Regions from separate parts of the Homo sapiens genome. Here region 1 is linked to region 2. The links are chromatin loops, found by intact Hi-C in ENCODE. Cell type or tissue: Caco-2. All regions are shown on one strand. Each heading gives the region's core, and the rest is flanking DNA. Links, peaks and the distances in the headings are about the cores only.

Region 1 (7,879 bases), core at 2,450-6,449, 240 kb after region 2:
AGAGTGCCCAATTTACAGAAAGTAAAAAAGTCAATACAATTTTTACATATGATATATGTCTAGCATTGCACTAGATATCATATGAAAATACCAATATAGTATAAGTCATGTTTCATGCTCTCAAGGAATTAGAATTTGGTTGAGGGTAAGACCAAAACAACAATAACAAAAATAATAATCAATACATAGGATGTAAAAGTCTCAGGTATATTTTGTAAATACATAAAAAGAATGTATAAGGAAGGATTTATGTGGGCTGTTAGAATCAAACAAAGTTTCCAAAAGGAGACTGGCTTTGAACTGGACATGGAAAAAGGAAGATTTGGAAAGTTAGGGAAGACAGTTGGAGCTAATTCTAAAGACTGTGAATGCAGATCTTATGGGCTGCAGATGTTCACTTCCTTCTAGGAAGGTTTCAGTGGTGGGTGAGAGTTGACAGAATACAAAAGTGGAGGGAGAAAAGAAGCTTATAGGTGTGCACAGGAAAATCTCCCTAAAACAAGAGAAAGTCATAAGTATAAAAAAGGGAACATATTAGGAAGGAATTATCTTGATTAGAAAAACAACCACCCCCCAAAAAAAGGACAGAAATAATACTGAACCATACTAGGGATTGCATTGGACAGAGCCTTAATGTATGTACATGATCTAAGAGTAAAGACTGAAAAGTTGGAGTCACAGTAGGACGCATTTAGAAAGGATTCCTTTATGAGCTTAGAGCAATAACATTTATAGTGCTTTTTTATATCCCTTTAGGATGACTCCTGTACGCTTCCAGAATTAATCCTATCTCTCTCTTTGCCTTCCTTTGCTTCTCCCAGCTCTCCGTATTTTTAAATTAACCTAAAAAGTCTATTATTTCCTTTAAGAATGACCTCAACTGCATCATGAATCTTAAGTCTTCATTGGATAAAATGCCTAAGAAAGGAGAAGATTCAGCACCTAGTAGTTATATAAATGGTTGCATGAATGCAACCTAGGAAGTTAAAATTAGAAAATCCAGAAAGAAGGGAGGGCAATTCGCTAAATTGCTACATTTCTCTCTGTGAAGTCACTACCACTGATGTTTGGTGATCTAGTTTTTCTATAATCTTCTGGAATAAGATCATAAGCCTGCCTTTCCTGAACCTAAGTGCCCTGAATTTGGATTTATGACCAATTGTTTCAGAGTGTTAACATGAATCACAGTGCTTCAGTGGGACAAGAGAAGAAAAGCAATTTCAATACTGAAAAATAACAAAATGAAATAAAATATAGACCAAGAATGGAAAATAAATGGATAGTTAAATACAAGTATATGTAACCCAACTAAGCAACAACTTAAGGATTATGGGATAATAATCACCAAATATTTGAAGAATCTAAATAACAAAGTAGAAAACAAATTAGTTGGCTTGAAGGATAGTGTTATGGTTAATTAACATGGAAAGAAATGAGCAAAGAAAACGCTTCCTTTCCACTAGCTACGGACCAGAAAAAAGCTTTAGGTTCATTCAAAGACTAGATTATGAGATTACATACAAAGAAAACTCATAGGAAGCTTTTTAGAGAGACCTGTAAAAATGTGGCTTATGAGCATCTTGGAGGCAGACTGGCATCTCACCAGACATGGCCCAGAGGAAATGTGGAGCCCTGAACGTAGGTACCTGGCATGGGTAGGCACTTAAGACTCACTTGTTTATTTTAAGAAATGGTTATATTAGTTACGAAGAAGAAAGCGTATATAGGCATTGCTATTGTGTGAATGTTTGTGTCCTCTCAAAATTCTTGTTGAAATCCTAACCCCCAAGGTGATAGTGTTAGGAGGTGGGGCCTTTAGGGATTGATTAGATCATGAGGGCAGATCCCTCATGAATGGGACTAGTCCCCTTAAAAAAGAGGCCAGGAGAGAAGGGGCTTGTTTGCCCCCTTCCACCATTGAGGATGCAAAGGGAAAGCACCACTTATGAACCAGAGAGTGAGCCCTCACCAGACGCCAAATCTGCTGGGTCCTTGATCATGAACTTCACAGCCTCTAGAAATCTAAGAAATCAAGTTTCATTGCTTAAAAGCTACTTGGTTTAGTGTATTTCATCGTAGCAGCCTGAGTGGACTCAGATAGGCATCTGTCTTTCCTCAATCTATCCACAGCTTCCCCTGCTTGTCTCAGTGCAATATTTATCCGAACTGAAATTGCTTATGGGTATCTGCCTCTTCCCTCCCTCTCATGCCACTGTGTAAACTCCTGGCATGGGGATCTTTCCTGGGGTGTCCAGGCACTGTACATCCTAGTGCCTGACATCTTGTGAAACTCAATGATGGAAGACTAACTTTCCTGCTTTGAAGGATGTGAAAAACAAACGCCTGACACGAGAACTTGGATGTTAAGCACAAAAGTTTTGACAAGAGACCTTGCTCTGCCACAGTTTATGCAGCTGTAACATCAATATAACAATGGTGCCTATATCACAGGAGTTGTGTGAGGCTTAAATGTAGTGCATGTAATGTGCTTAGCACTTTGCCTGGCTTGGAGTAGCTGGTCATTAATTGTTAGCTCATTACTATTTATTATCGATGCACAAAATTTATGGTCAAACCACAAACATAATCAAAACATTTGGTCCAACATATCCTCTCTAAAAGCCAATAGAAATTATAATATGGTCAGTCTAGTTGGCTCTGATATTTCAGATGACTGATAATATTTTTTCTGCTTGTATTATTGCAGGAAACTTGGAAATTTACATCTCAAAATATGAGGTTTTGGGGCTGTGGATGTATAATTGCCACCTCCTTCAATTTGCTTGGTGAGGTTAAATTTTGGAAAGACTGGGTGAGCCATACTCTTCCTCTCCATTCTCCACTTGAACCAAGTTTAAAAATTTTTTATTGTTCCTACTTCACCAAAATAAAAATGCCAATTAATGGGATTTGTCCATAATGAGCTTTGGATTTAATCCTCCTACAACCCTAATGCTTAGAGAGAGGGAATTTTTAAACTTCAAAATTTTGTGGCTCTAAGCACCAGATGGACACTTAGAGGTTCCAGAAAGACTCAACACAATAAAGAAATTTGGCTGTATTTTCACTTTTAAGAAGTATTTGTTCGACTTTTTGGTAAAGAACAGCTTAAAAATAGTTGTAACATATAATTTGTGTTACTTTTCATAAACATAATGATTTTCAGTGAAAATAACTTGTAGTCAGTTGCTTTCGGGGTATCCCCTTCATCTTTTCCCTGAGATTCTGAAAACTATTTCATATGGGCATGATAATAATCTACTATTGCCTAAACCTAAGTGTGTCCTGAGGGTCATTACTATAAATTACAAGAGATTCCCATCCACTCATATTACATATAATGGGAGGAATGTCATTAAAATTCACTTAGTTCTCAGATTGACTCAGTACAGGCCTAAACGAACTGTCAAACAACTCTAAAAATAAAATATAATGACTTGATGTGTAGACAATCGTACTAGCACTGAATAATCTCCATTTGCAATAGTTATCCGGTTCTATGACCAATTTTTATTCTCATAGTATTATTCCCTTCGAATATTTCTATGTTCATCTGTGTTCACACAAATTAATGGTTGTTTTTTTGAGATGGAGTCTTGCTCTGTCACCCAGGCTAAAGTGCAGTAGTGGATCTCGGCTCACTGTAGCCTCTGCCTCCTGTGTTCAAGAGATTCTCCAGAGCAGTTGAAACTATAGGTGCATGCCACCATGCCCAGCTAATTTTTTAAATTATTTTATTTTTGGTAGTGACAGGGTTCTACCATCTTGGCCAGGCTGGTCTGAAACTCCTGACCTCAAGTGATCTGTCCGCCTTGGCCTCCCAAAGTGCTGGGATTAGACATGAGCAACCACATCCAGCCAGATTAATGAATATTAAATTGTAATGATCAGATTAGAGAATTATCTAATAATTTAAGAATGCAGATGTACTTTAAATGCCATTTGGTTATACTAAAAATGTTTTGAATAATTTAAAACAATCATTCACAATTTAGATGACTTATAGTTACACCAAAACACTGGGGTAGAATATGTGATAGATGCTTAGAGTTACAATTTGAATCTGGGAAAATAACTTCTAATGATACTTTCTGTGTAGTATCACTCAACCAAACACAATTAACATATTAAATAACCTCTGTTGGGAATTATTAAAGTTTTCACAAATAATTTTTTAATATAGATAATTTCTGACTGCTTCATCTTGATGTAAGTTAAATAATTTTTTTATCTTGCCCACATCCCCAATCACCATTTATAATTTTTTGTTTATGTGAAAATATGCCCTTTATTCAAAAAAATTGACTAATAGCAAACTTTGGGAATACAATTTAGCCTGGAGAAGAAAAGATGTAGGTAGAATTTATTAGCTGTTGAATTATTTGGATGACTATTATTTGGAAAACAATGTATTAGAAATGACTATTTCCAAAGGTAGATATTTGAACCATGGAAGTAGATATAAGAGATAAATTTCTTAGCAAAAAAAAAAATTTTCCAACAGGCACAGCTGACCAGAAGTAGACTGGCTGCTTTGGATGAGAGTAGCTTTCCTGTTAAAGAGAGTTCTTAAGAATAGGCCAGATAGCCACTCAAGAAGAAAGGTTTGGAGGGAATCCAAGTCTGGAAAGAATGTTTAGACATAGCTGCTAACGTTTTGTCAGTTTGTAGTTGCCAAAAATAAGAGTGGAGATTGACAGTGGATTTTTTCAACTCAACTACCAGTTTCTTTCATTAACATAGCATGGCACTTCTTTCTGTAGTAACACATCACCAAATTTGAGAAGAGGGACATCTGGTGGATGAAATAAGCAAAAGGAAAGGGGTTTTGTTTTTACATTATAATTTACAACATATTTTGACATTTCCATTGATTTTTCCATGAAAAGAAAATCTATCAGTCTACAAAAATATGTGGTTGACAATGGGCAAAAATTATTTGTGACCAAGTGATTTGGGTATGGTGATCGTTTCATCTGGCCCCTTACTATATGTTTAATAAATGCCTTTTTAGTCATTTTTCCTTAATTAATTCAAATTAGGATATTTGAGGATGAACTTGCTTGTCTTAATAAAACATAAACATGTGACTTTCTTGGCCAAGTAAGAGCTGTTATTTTTAGCTAAATTACTCAGTAGACGGAATGACAAACAAAAACCAAAAGACATCCAATTGCCTAAACTATAAATGCAATTGTTTTTAGTCTTTACAAAAATATTCATTTCAGTTTTTCTATTCTAATAAAATCAAAATTAATTTGAACTTAGACATTTAAATGTAGTGATACATTTCTCTATTTAAAAAAAAGTAATTTTCTGGCTGGGCATGGTGGCTCACCTCTGTAATCCCAGCACTTTGGGAGGCCGAGGTGGGCAGATCACCTGAGGTCAGGAGTTTGAGACCAGCCTGGCCAAAGTGGTAAAACCCTGTTGCTACTAAAAATGCAAAAATTAGCTGGGTGTGGTGGCGGGCGCCTATAGTCCTAGCTACTCGGGAGGCTGAGGGAGAATTGCTTGAACCCAGGAGACAGAGGTTGCAGTGAGCTGAGATCATGCCACTGCACTCCAGCCTGGGCAACAAAGCGAGATTCCATCTCAGAAAAAAAAAAATAAAAGGTAATTTTGTATCTATTTCCAGAAAGATCAATAGGGCAGCAATTTAAAGCAAGGTTGCTTGAAATAATAAGCTGAATCCAACTCTACTAACTAAAATGACTACCTACCTCATTAGTGATGTTTTCCCATCACCGATTTCTATATCTAAATCACAAATAAGTATTGGAAGCATCATTCTTGAAAGCAGAGCTATTATTTTATTCTTTATATCCTGAATACAATATATTGTAGGCACTTAAATATTTGGTGGATGAATCTCTTCAAATCCATTGTGACCGGGAATAATTTCACCCTTCCTTGAAAACCCAGACCTCTCTCTGTGCCTCTCGACGCTTTTGGGGAATACGAAATTGATGTACCTTTCACTCTCGCATTTTACTCAGTGCCAGGCCCAATGCAGAAAACAGAAGCATTTTGCAAGTTCCTTTTCTTCTTCAGACCTAGCTATAAGGAAGATGCTGTCCCTACATTGCTTTGCACACAATACAACCTCAGTACATCTTTTGTTGAATACATGAATGAGTTAATAAATTGCTAACTCTTCTGAGTGTTTCTCCTGTTTTTTTTTCCTCATTCTCTTCCCTTTTACTTCAGTCTCATATACTATGATTTCATAAATAAGCCAACATTTGTTGGGTATTCATTATATTTAGGTATTGTTCTAAATATGTTATACATAAGTCATTTGATTTAATTCTCATGATAACCCTATGAGGTAAACTTAAAAAAATACTTATTTTTTAAAAAAGAAAACTAACGTTAGGTAATTTGCCCAAAGTGACAGGGCTAGTAAGAGTCAAAGCCAGAATTTGGACCCAGTTAGTTTCTGATTTCAGAGATAGGTCTCTTAAATATTGCATTTATCCTGACTCTAATAATGACCCTCTGGTAAAATACCCAGACACACAGACAAAAATAAGTGAGAATGAGAATCCATATTCCAATGTCTTCACAGAAGATGATGGAATATTCTAAAAGACAAACCAAGAGATGGGAAAAGTGTCCAAAGTCCTATATGGAAAAATCAGAAAAACGTTTTGGGTAGAGGTTAAGAGCACAGCCTAGGGAAGGAGTCTGGGTTCATATCCTGACCCCATTACTTACTAGATATGGCACTTTCTTACTAGATATGGCAACCTCTTTCACTGCCTATCTCTCCTTGTTTCTGCAATCTGAAAACAGAGAGAATAAGAGAATCCACTCTGTAGGTGTTTTGTGAAGGTTAAAGAAGTTAACATGTATAAGGCATTTATGAAAATGAATGGCACACAATACTTGCTAGTATTTCTATCATCACAGTTCATCATATTGAAGACATACTCCATTATAAAATGATCTATTTTCTATATGACTCTAATAAAAAATGCCTATTGTAAATGCAAGAAGCCATTGATGTTTAGATGTATCCTGATGTCAGAGATATTGAAATGTGAAAAGAAGTACACGCTGGAATTATGTGCAGAATAGACAAGAAAGAAAAAGCCAGCTGGCAGAATTAAATGTTTTCATACATTAACAATTTCATTTTTTTCAATTCTCTTTTTTACTTTCTTTTCATTATTTTTTCAAATATTTTGTATCTAATCATGAGGTTTCAGTACCATGGTTCTGGGAAAACTACTCATGTTTAGGCTTTAAAGTTAGCTGTGGTACTAAATCCTTCGATGAAAGACAGAATGCCCTGGAAGGAAGGCAGACAGTGTATGAGTGCATGAGTGGGTGAAGGGAAGGGAGCTGAAGGGTGTGCAGGAAATGAAATTTACCTGATGAGACCAGATGCTTTAAAAATTTTTTTCAAGTCAAAATCCAAAGTCACTTGGCAAATACGAGAACTAGGAAGATGTAAAGGGTTGGAAAAATGAATCAGGGACAAATCAATTATTCAAATTATTCATTCAACAATTGTTAAATTAAACACCAATGTCAACTCAACTGGCTTTGCATGCTATATGAAAGAAATTAAAAAATAAGAAAAGATTACAAAAGAAAAATATCTAAGAGAAAATTGACATTAAATTGCATTACAAATGGCATAGTTAACTGCAACTATGACCTAGTTTCTGCAGTGGTAGCATGCTGTTTTCCTGATTAATACTGTATTACTTCTTTTTATACCCTGATTATTATCAAAGTAATCAGCACTGAGCAAACAGCAATCGAATCCCTTCTCAGGAGAGGCTGATTCTCTACTGATGTTAAGCTAAGCCCCTTCATGGAGCTTAAATCAGCCCCTGAGGAGCCACCAGATGGATTGTGAGAATTT
Region 2 (7,879 bases), core at 1,817-5,816:
AGAGTAAAGTCCTCATCCAGAAAAGATGAGATAAAGCTCTGTTGCCACTTTCATCATAACCGTCTCTCACCTCTGCACGAGACAACAAGGTCAGGAACCACTTTTTGTTAGTCATCTTTATAAGCTTACTAATCACTACCTGGCATAGTTCCCAACAGTATTATGTTTGATACATGTGCACTGAACTGGGTTTAAATCCATTATGTTCTTCGATTCTGATTTTAAATCTGGAATGGAAAATGACTATTGCTGAAATATTGCCCATTTAATTCAATTTTTTTATCCTTAAGGTCGTGTCTATATGACATGAAAATAATGAGCTATTTTAGACAGTTTATCAGGAAAAATAATCAGGCCAGTCACATTTGGAATGATATAGAGATCATCTAAGCAACAACTATATTTCTATCCAAATCATGTCTTGCTCTCATTCTATTTTGTTTTAGACTGATAAGACAGGCATAATAGAATAAAGAAAGCACAGATATTTTCAATTACTTTTTTGTTTGAAGTTTGTCTGAGTTTGAATATTATACTAGTTGGCATTGCTTTAATAACAGTAAAATATGATTTATGCATCTCATCTCTATAGCTCAGCAATTAACATAGGGGAATACTAGTACTTTGTATTAACTAAGTGAACAATTCACATATGTCCTTAAAATGTAGAAAGAACTACTGACAAATAAATAACAACCGACTAAAAAATTCCTCCCTGAAACAATTTTTAAAATATCTTATTTAAAAAAGTAATTTAAATCTAAACAACCATCATACAAATACATGTGGGAAATTTATCATTATGCAAATACCACCTGCAACTTTCATGCTTCACATTTATCATGCAGCTCATAATATTTGTAGACAAGTAAAGTGTGTCTCTTTAAGAAAAATGGTGAGAACCCTGAATGCTAGCACATTGTGGATGCTGATGAAGTCTTGTTTCACTCAACATGGTCAATAAAATGCAAGTATTTCTTACATTTCAGAAATGCCTCTGGACTTGAATACCTACTTGCATAATTAAACTCAAAGCCTATTCTAACTAATTACACCCACAGTAAGTCCTTTTCCATTACTGTTTTTCCAAAAAGTAAATCCTCTGGTTTAAACAACCATATTCTGGCTTCTTAAAGGTCTTAATCTTTTCTCCAACAAACTTCTGAAAGCTCAGCCTGCTTTTACAAATTGCTCTGCTCCACTGAACACATACACTAGTTGGCCAGATGCCTTTCTAAACACAATTAACACATCTGTAAGTTCTATGTTATGTATTTCACAGTATTAGCAATATGAGTATTTATAAGAACTATCCTGTAATATTAAGAAACCAACAACATTTGGACTAAAAACCCAGCCTTTCAACTTTTGTAAAATGTTCTAATTATGTGGTCTATTTCAGGCTCTCTGATTCCATATTAGAAACCACCAGATTCATTTTCCTTTTCTTTTTTTTTTTTTTTTTGAGACAGAGTCTCCTCTGTTGCCCAGGCTGGAGTGCAGTGGCACAATCTGGCTTCTCTGCCTCCTGGGCTCAAGCAATTCTCTGCCTCAGCCTCCCAAGTAGCTGGGATTACAGGCGCCCGCCACCACACCAGGCGAATTTTTTATTTATTTATTTGTTTTATTTTTAGTAGAGACGAGGTTTTGCCATGTTGACCAAGGTGGTCTTGAACTCCTGACCTCATGATCCACCTGCCTCAGCCTCCCAAAGTGCTGCGATTACAGGTGTGAGCCACTGCGCCCAGTCAGAGAAACCACCAGATTCTTAACAAGCGATTTCTCTTTTCAACTTAAGATGCTGCAAATCTCAGATATCATCTAAAAGTTTCATCTGAAGTAAGTTAAGTGATGTAATTGGGCATTTTGATTTTTTTCTTTGAAAAAAAAAGATAATATCTAGTTGACTTACTACATGAGCCCAGTTAAATTCTCTGAAACTGCTGCACCTGCCTTTAGAGCTGAAAGTTCTCACACCTCTTTGAAGAACTGTAGCAAAAGAAATGATCCTGTTTCAGGTTGAAATGTGAAAGAATACTAAGGGCAACACATTTCTAAATTTGACTTTTAAAATTTTAACATAAATTTGAATCTCTGGATGAAGGTAAGGATACACTGTTGCAACAAATAGAGATAATGAAGACTAATGAAGTCAGAAAACCTGAAAATTGTTAAAGAATTTAGAGCATGTCTGAGGGTAGCTCTGAGGATTAAATGAGGTAATGTACATGACAGCCCATACCTAAGTGTTGAGCACTTGGTAAGAACTTGGACTTGAATGACCTAAGTCTAACACTCCCATTTTACAGATAAGAAAACTGAGGCAAGAAAGGCAAACTCTGAACATATCCACATGGAGGGATTCAGCAAAAGTGTAAGGAAAATAATTGCTGTAAAGTAATCAAAGGACGTTCTCTGATACTATGCTGTTTGGGTTATTACTCAAGAGATACAAAACAATTTTCATGTCCTCATTTCAAGAGACTTTTCTAATTTTCCCTGATGAATGGCTCCATTCTATTCCTGCAGATTTTATGTACAGTTCTAAAAATAAAACTAAGTTGAGGAAAGGCATACCCCTAATATTGTACTTCTATTATTTATTCTAAAAACGTTTACTTAAAATTATTCCAGGGTTTGACAATTTAATGCAATGGAAGCGTAAACCACATCACTTTAAAAAATTCCCACCGCAGCCCAAAGTTTCTCTTTGCTGACCGCCCTGCACCCCACCCCGACCCTTTCAGTAGCTAGTTGGCTGTTTTCAGCACTAAGGGAGTCTCTGAAAGTCCACCAAGCTGCTTCTGGCTAGATCCGAGGAAACCAGACATTTCTGTCAATATTTATCTTCACAGGTATTTTTACCTTCATTTTTTGTATCCCTGGAACTCAAATGAAACACCAGCTTGAAAAGGCAGGGCCCAACCCCGTGTGGCTTGGCCATCCAATTGCACCTGTCATCCTTTACCTGTTTGCAAGACCACTGTTCTCTCTTCATCCAGAGAAATAATCCTGAAGTTATAGATGGTTCCTGCTTGTAAATCTTGAAGGTTACATCCGTATGTGGTGTTGTCTATCCGAAAGGTAGGGCACAACGCGGCCCCCAGGGTGTCACTGCTATAGATGAGGCTAAAGTTACAGGGTGAGCCCAAAATTCTCCACTGGATAGACACAGAATGGCTGGAGGCCTTGGACTCCGCCAGGGTGAAGTTACATCTCTCTGGCTCCGCCAGTCCAGTCTGCAAAGGAATCAGACACAACAGTTTAAGTCCACAGTCTGGACTGCTCAGGGACATGTCCACAGCAAGCTCCTCAAGCCACACTTTCTCCTCTACTTATCCTTTGTCCCTTGCCTCAGCCAGTCCTTTTGCCCTCTGGCCAGAGAAGAGGCTTGCAGGGGAGGTGGATGGCAACTTTCTCCCTAGCTGCTGTCCCTTGAGAGCAGCTGGAGAGAGAAGGTGGCTTTTTGCTTTGACAGCTGGATAAGCTGTCATTCTGGGTTGGGGGGCTCACCAGAGGATCATTCTTCCCAAGGCAGAAGAAGAAATTTTGCCACCTCCCTCTTCAAAGCACAACCCGATAGACGAGAAAGTGGAGTGGGAATTTGGTTTTCGGCGGGGAGGGGGCGCATCAGCTCTGACCCCTTCTCGGGCCACTCACCTGCAGCAGGCTCAGTGTGATCCACAAGGCCAACCCGGCTCCATGGCTCAGCATTGCGCTCAGTAGTTAAGATCCAGAGGAGACCGAGGGGGCTGGACGTGGGACGGCCCGAGGGCCGGGGCAGGGGGTCACCTGTTGCGCGCGCTCAGCGCGCCCCGTGGGCGCAGCGCGCTTCCCTCGGGGCTGGCGACGCGCAGGGGCCACTGCGGCCACCGCTGCTGCTGCTGCTCCTGCCGCCCCGGGCGGGCTGCGGACGCGAGAGGCGGCGGGGACAGGCAGCGCGCCGCCCTTCCCACGCTGCCATTCTGACCCGCGCTGCCTCGCCCCAGCCCCGTCCGCTGACTTCCGCAATCAAAAGGCAATTTCCTCGTCTCCCGGCAAAGGAACAATGCGCCGGCGAGGGAGGGAGCCCCGAGGAGCCAACGCCTGAGCCTGCCAAGGGGCCCGATGTGGGCCAAGCTGCCCCCGCTGCCCCGCGCCGATACCTTCCCGGCCAGGGGTCCGGTCCGGCTCCGCGGGGCTCTGCCTCCTCCTCCTCCCGTACTCTCCCTTTTCCCCAGTCTGTGGTTCTCGACCCAGTCGCCTTAGCCACAATTAGTGCTTGCTCCCTGTCACTTTCCAGGCCCCCACCCCCGCCCCTTTCCTCCCTCCACACCCAGCGTCTCCCCCTCCCTATCTTCCTTCCTATCTTCCTCATCTGCTTTCTCCAGGACCACTTTTTCCCAGGATTAAACTTGACCGCAGCATATTTCCCCAGGTCGCCTGCACTCTTTCCTGAAGTCTTTTATTAGAGAGCTTTTGCCCTTCTCACTTCAAAGCATTCATTTGTCCCGGTGGCATCCCCTGACACTAGCAAGAGAAAAAGACCCCAAAAGGATTGTCAGCTTGACCATTCTTTTCTCCCAATCACTTTCCCTTTTCTCTTGTATAGGTTTGTATCCTCCCTAAATCTTATGTAAATAGCGCTAACGACAAATATAATCACTACCAAGTGTTCAACCCACAGCTAACAGTTTTATCATCCAGTAGTTAAAGCCATTTCATCCCTAATTGTCCAGCCAAAAGAAGACAGCCATGTAAACTCTCATTTGTGGAAACTACTGTTGATAGTCAGCTCTCCACAAGTTAAAAAAAAAATGGCATTTATTCAGCGTTCAGCCCTAACTGTATGCCCTTTAGCAACTGCTTCAGTACCCAAACGGTTATTTATCTGAAAACTGATTTTAGAAAAGCTCCCAATAACTAAAGAGCAAAAATATTTAATTGTACACAAGTGAGAAAAGCAAAATATTGCAACAAGTTTTATAATTTTTTATTGCTTTTTTGGAGCACCATCCCTAACAACTGCCAAAAGAAATGAAATTCCACATTCTAATTTTCAAATCAGCGGGAAGGATGGCATATTCCTTTCTTTTTCAAATAGGCTATACATAAAGCTATGTTATTGTCTACTATATCTACTGTGTCTACTTTGAGGAAAGTTAAAACAAGAAAAAAGAAAAAAGTGAAAATTGTTTCAATTCTATTTATTTATTTATTTATTTTTGAGTCAGAGTCTCACTCTGTCACCCAGGTTGGAGTACAGTGGTGCGATTTCAGCTCACTGCAACCTCTGCCTCCCGGGTTCAAGCAATTCTTAAGCCTCAGCCTTCCGTGTAGCTGGGATTACAGGCGTGTGCCACTACACCCAGCTAATTTTTTTTGTGTGTGTGTATTTTTAATAGAGACAGGGTTTCACCACGTTGACCAGGCTGGCCTTGAACTCCTGACCTCAAGTGATCGACCCGCCTTGGCCTCCCAAAGTGCTGGGATTACAGGCGTGTGCCACCGTGCCTGGCCTGCTTCAATTCTTTTAGAAAACATGCTTTTAAAAATACCTCTTAATGAAAAAACGAAGTTTCTTCCCCTCGAGAGATTCTACAGACTTTTAATCTACAGCCAGACCAGAGATTTCAAATCCTTTCAAGTTAACAAACACTCAAAGAAGGTCAAACCTAGAACATCTGTGTATTTCTGGGAACAAAAAAACTCCCTATTTCTCTGCCTAGGTCACCTGAAGAGTAAAGAACTTTTACTCTGTATTTTGTGCCCAAGTTCAGTGGCTCTTCACAGCCTGGCATACCTGTCAGCCTCATCAGTGGCAGGGGTCCCCTCCTGCTCTCCACAGATACTGCAAGCCTTCTTACAGGCTCTGGCTGCCCTCAGCCTTTATAGGAGCCTTTTCCCAGTTTTATTCCTTTGCAACATTATGTTTTTCTTCTCTTGCTGTATTTAGATAACAATGTACTTTCCTCAACTGTAACATTGGAATAATACCTACTCTAAATACACCACACAGCTATTATGAATAAATAATATCACAACTACATTAAACTACCTTTGCAAACTTTAATGTGCTAGCAGAACCTTAAGGCTGACAGCAGAGCTCCCAAATGATTAGTGAGTCCTAAATGACCCATAAACATGAGCATACTATGAAACAAGAGGAAGAGTTTAAACTCAGGCTTTTACCGATAACATTTTTCCTTTTAAAAGTACAAAACTTAACATGAGAAATCCAAGAAAACTGTAATATATTCAAGGAAGTATAGGACTGAAAAAAGCTTCCAGATATCATCTTTTCTATGAGGAGTTTATTTGAAACTACTGGACAAAGTATAAATAAATTGGTTCATTTTGGTTTTTGTTCTCATCTTTGTTTGGAATTCCTCAACTTCTCTTGAGCCTGCTTGTCCTACATAAGGACACTATTTGAATTAGAAGTTGCATTCCAGAAATTTGGAATCAGCCACTCTGTACCATTTCAGGGGACAAGCTTTCTTCCTTGCCACCAGGAAACCTTTCCCAGACTACATGGGAAGGGTGGGGCTGCTTTTGATTAAACATGAGTGAACAAGCAGCTGTCTTAAAAAAAAAAAGTCATAGCAATTTAAAAACATTAATTGGCCAGGTGCGGTGGCTCACACCTGTAATCATAGCACTTTGGGAGGCTGAGGCAGGTAGATCACTTGAGTCCAGGAGTTTGAGACCAGCCTGGATAACATGGAGAAACCCTGTCTCTACAAAAAATACAAAAATTAGCTGGATGCTGTGGTGCGTGCCTGTAATCCCAGCTACTCAGGAGGCTGCAGCAGGAGGATTGCTTAACCCCAGGACGCAGAGGTTGCCATAAGCCCAGATTGTGCCACTGCACTCCAGCCTCGGCAACAGAGTGAAAACCTTCTCTCAAAAAAAGTTATTAATTATGAGTTCATGGCTAAAAGTATGAATCTTGTCACATTATGAACATAGATGTTGAATAATACAATGGGTCATCAAGGGGTCTGGGAGCCACTGTTTGAGAACCGTTACTTTGGACAGGGGTTTGAACTGGACATGGGGATGAGGGGCAGTGGTGTTGGATGGATGAGGGGAGGGCAGAGTAGACTGGTTAGGTTAATCCACACTCCCATCACCCATGACCTAAAAGGTCATGGTCCTTACCCCGGCCCCTCATTACCTGGCCTCTGCCCATTTCTTTCCTCCCTCCTGCTTGCCTCCTATTCTCCACTTGCTTGGGTCTGATAATTCATTTACTTTCATTCAGCGAACACTGACTAGCCACCTATTGTGTGCCAGGCTCTGGTATAGGTTTTGGAGGCTCTGCTCCCCATCCCGTGCCTATGGAACTGACTTGCCCTAGAGCTCTTGTGCCTGTCATTTCCTCTTCTTCAGCCACTCCTCCCCAGGCTCTCTGTTTGGCAATCTTTCTCTCGTCCTTTAGGTTTCAGCTTCAGCACACCTCTAAGGGGCCAGTCCCTTTCTGACCTCACAAGGAAAAATTATGTCTTTATTATTCTTCATCTCAGTGGCCATTTAATTCAGAGCAATGACTTTTGGTAATAATCTAATCATTTATGTATTTGTGTGCTGTCTACCTTTCCCGGTCATATGGAGGATTCTGTTAGAGCAGAATCTTTGTCTGTCCTGCTCTTCTTGCACAGGGATTTTCATAGAGTCTCAACCAACATTTGCTGAATCTTCATGTCAGCTTAGTAAATATTGTTACATGAATAAATATCCTAAACAAGTCCTTCTAAACATGGTCCTGTTGGTCCTGCTGGACCATGTTTAGAATGAATGTTTAGAATCTTAAATACTATCCTGGAAGGGAAGAGGGGAAAGAGAAGAGAAAAAAGAGGGAAGAGCAAAGGAATGACAAAGAAGAAAAGATTCATTT

What was found. A loop is a pair of places that touch in the nucleus more often than their neighbours do. Peaks named below come from ENCODE experiments on the same cell type or tissue, not always from the same donor. Only the 100,000 strongest peaks of a DNase experiment are listed, where the experiment ranks them.
Region 1: a loop joins it to region 2, with 3 times the contacts of the local background. A loop is called at or near these places in 10 of 110 quality-filtered maps.

What each region holds. Positions count from the first base shown.
Region 1 is chr12:70,844,762-70,852,640 of GRCh38, forward strand. The region is part of intron 2 of PTPRR (protein tyrosine phosphatase receptor type R); the gene reads right to left. Among named protein-coding and RNA genes, the nearest start is that of PTPRR, 72 kb to the right of the region's middle. In Caco-2, for the core only: a CTCF peak has its summit at 4,752 (motif pointing left); no DNase peak of the experiment used is centred there.
Region 2 is chr12:70,606,101-70,613,979 of GRCh38, forward strand. PTPRB (protein tyrosine phosphatase receptor type B) reads right to left here. Exons shown (of 34, transcript NM_001109754.4): 4 at 2,969-3,239. Among named protein-coding and RNA genes, the nearest start is that of PTPRB, 27 kb to the right of the region's middle. In Caco-2, for the core only: no CTCF peak of the experiment used is centred there; a DNase peak (open chromatin) is centred at 3,991; H3K4me3 peaks cover 1,240 bases; H3K27me3 peaks cover 177 bases.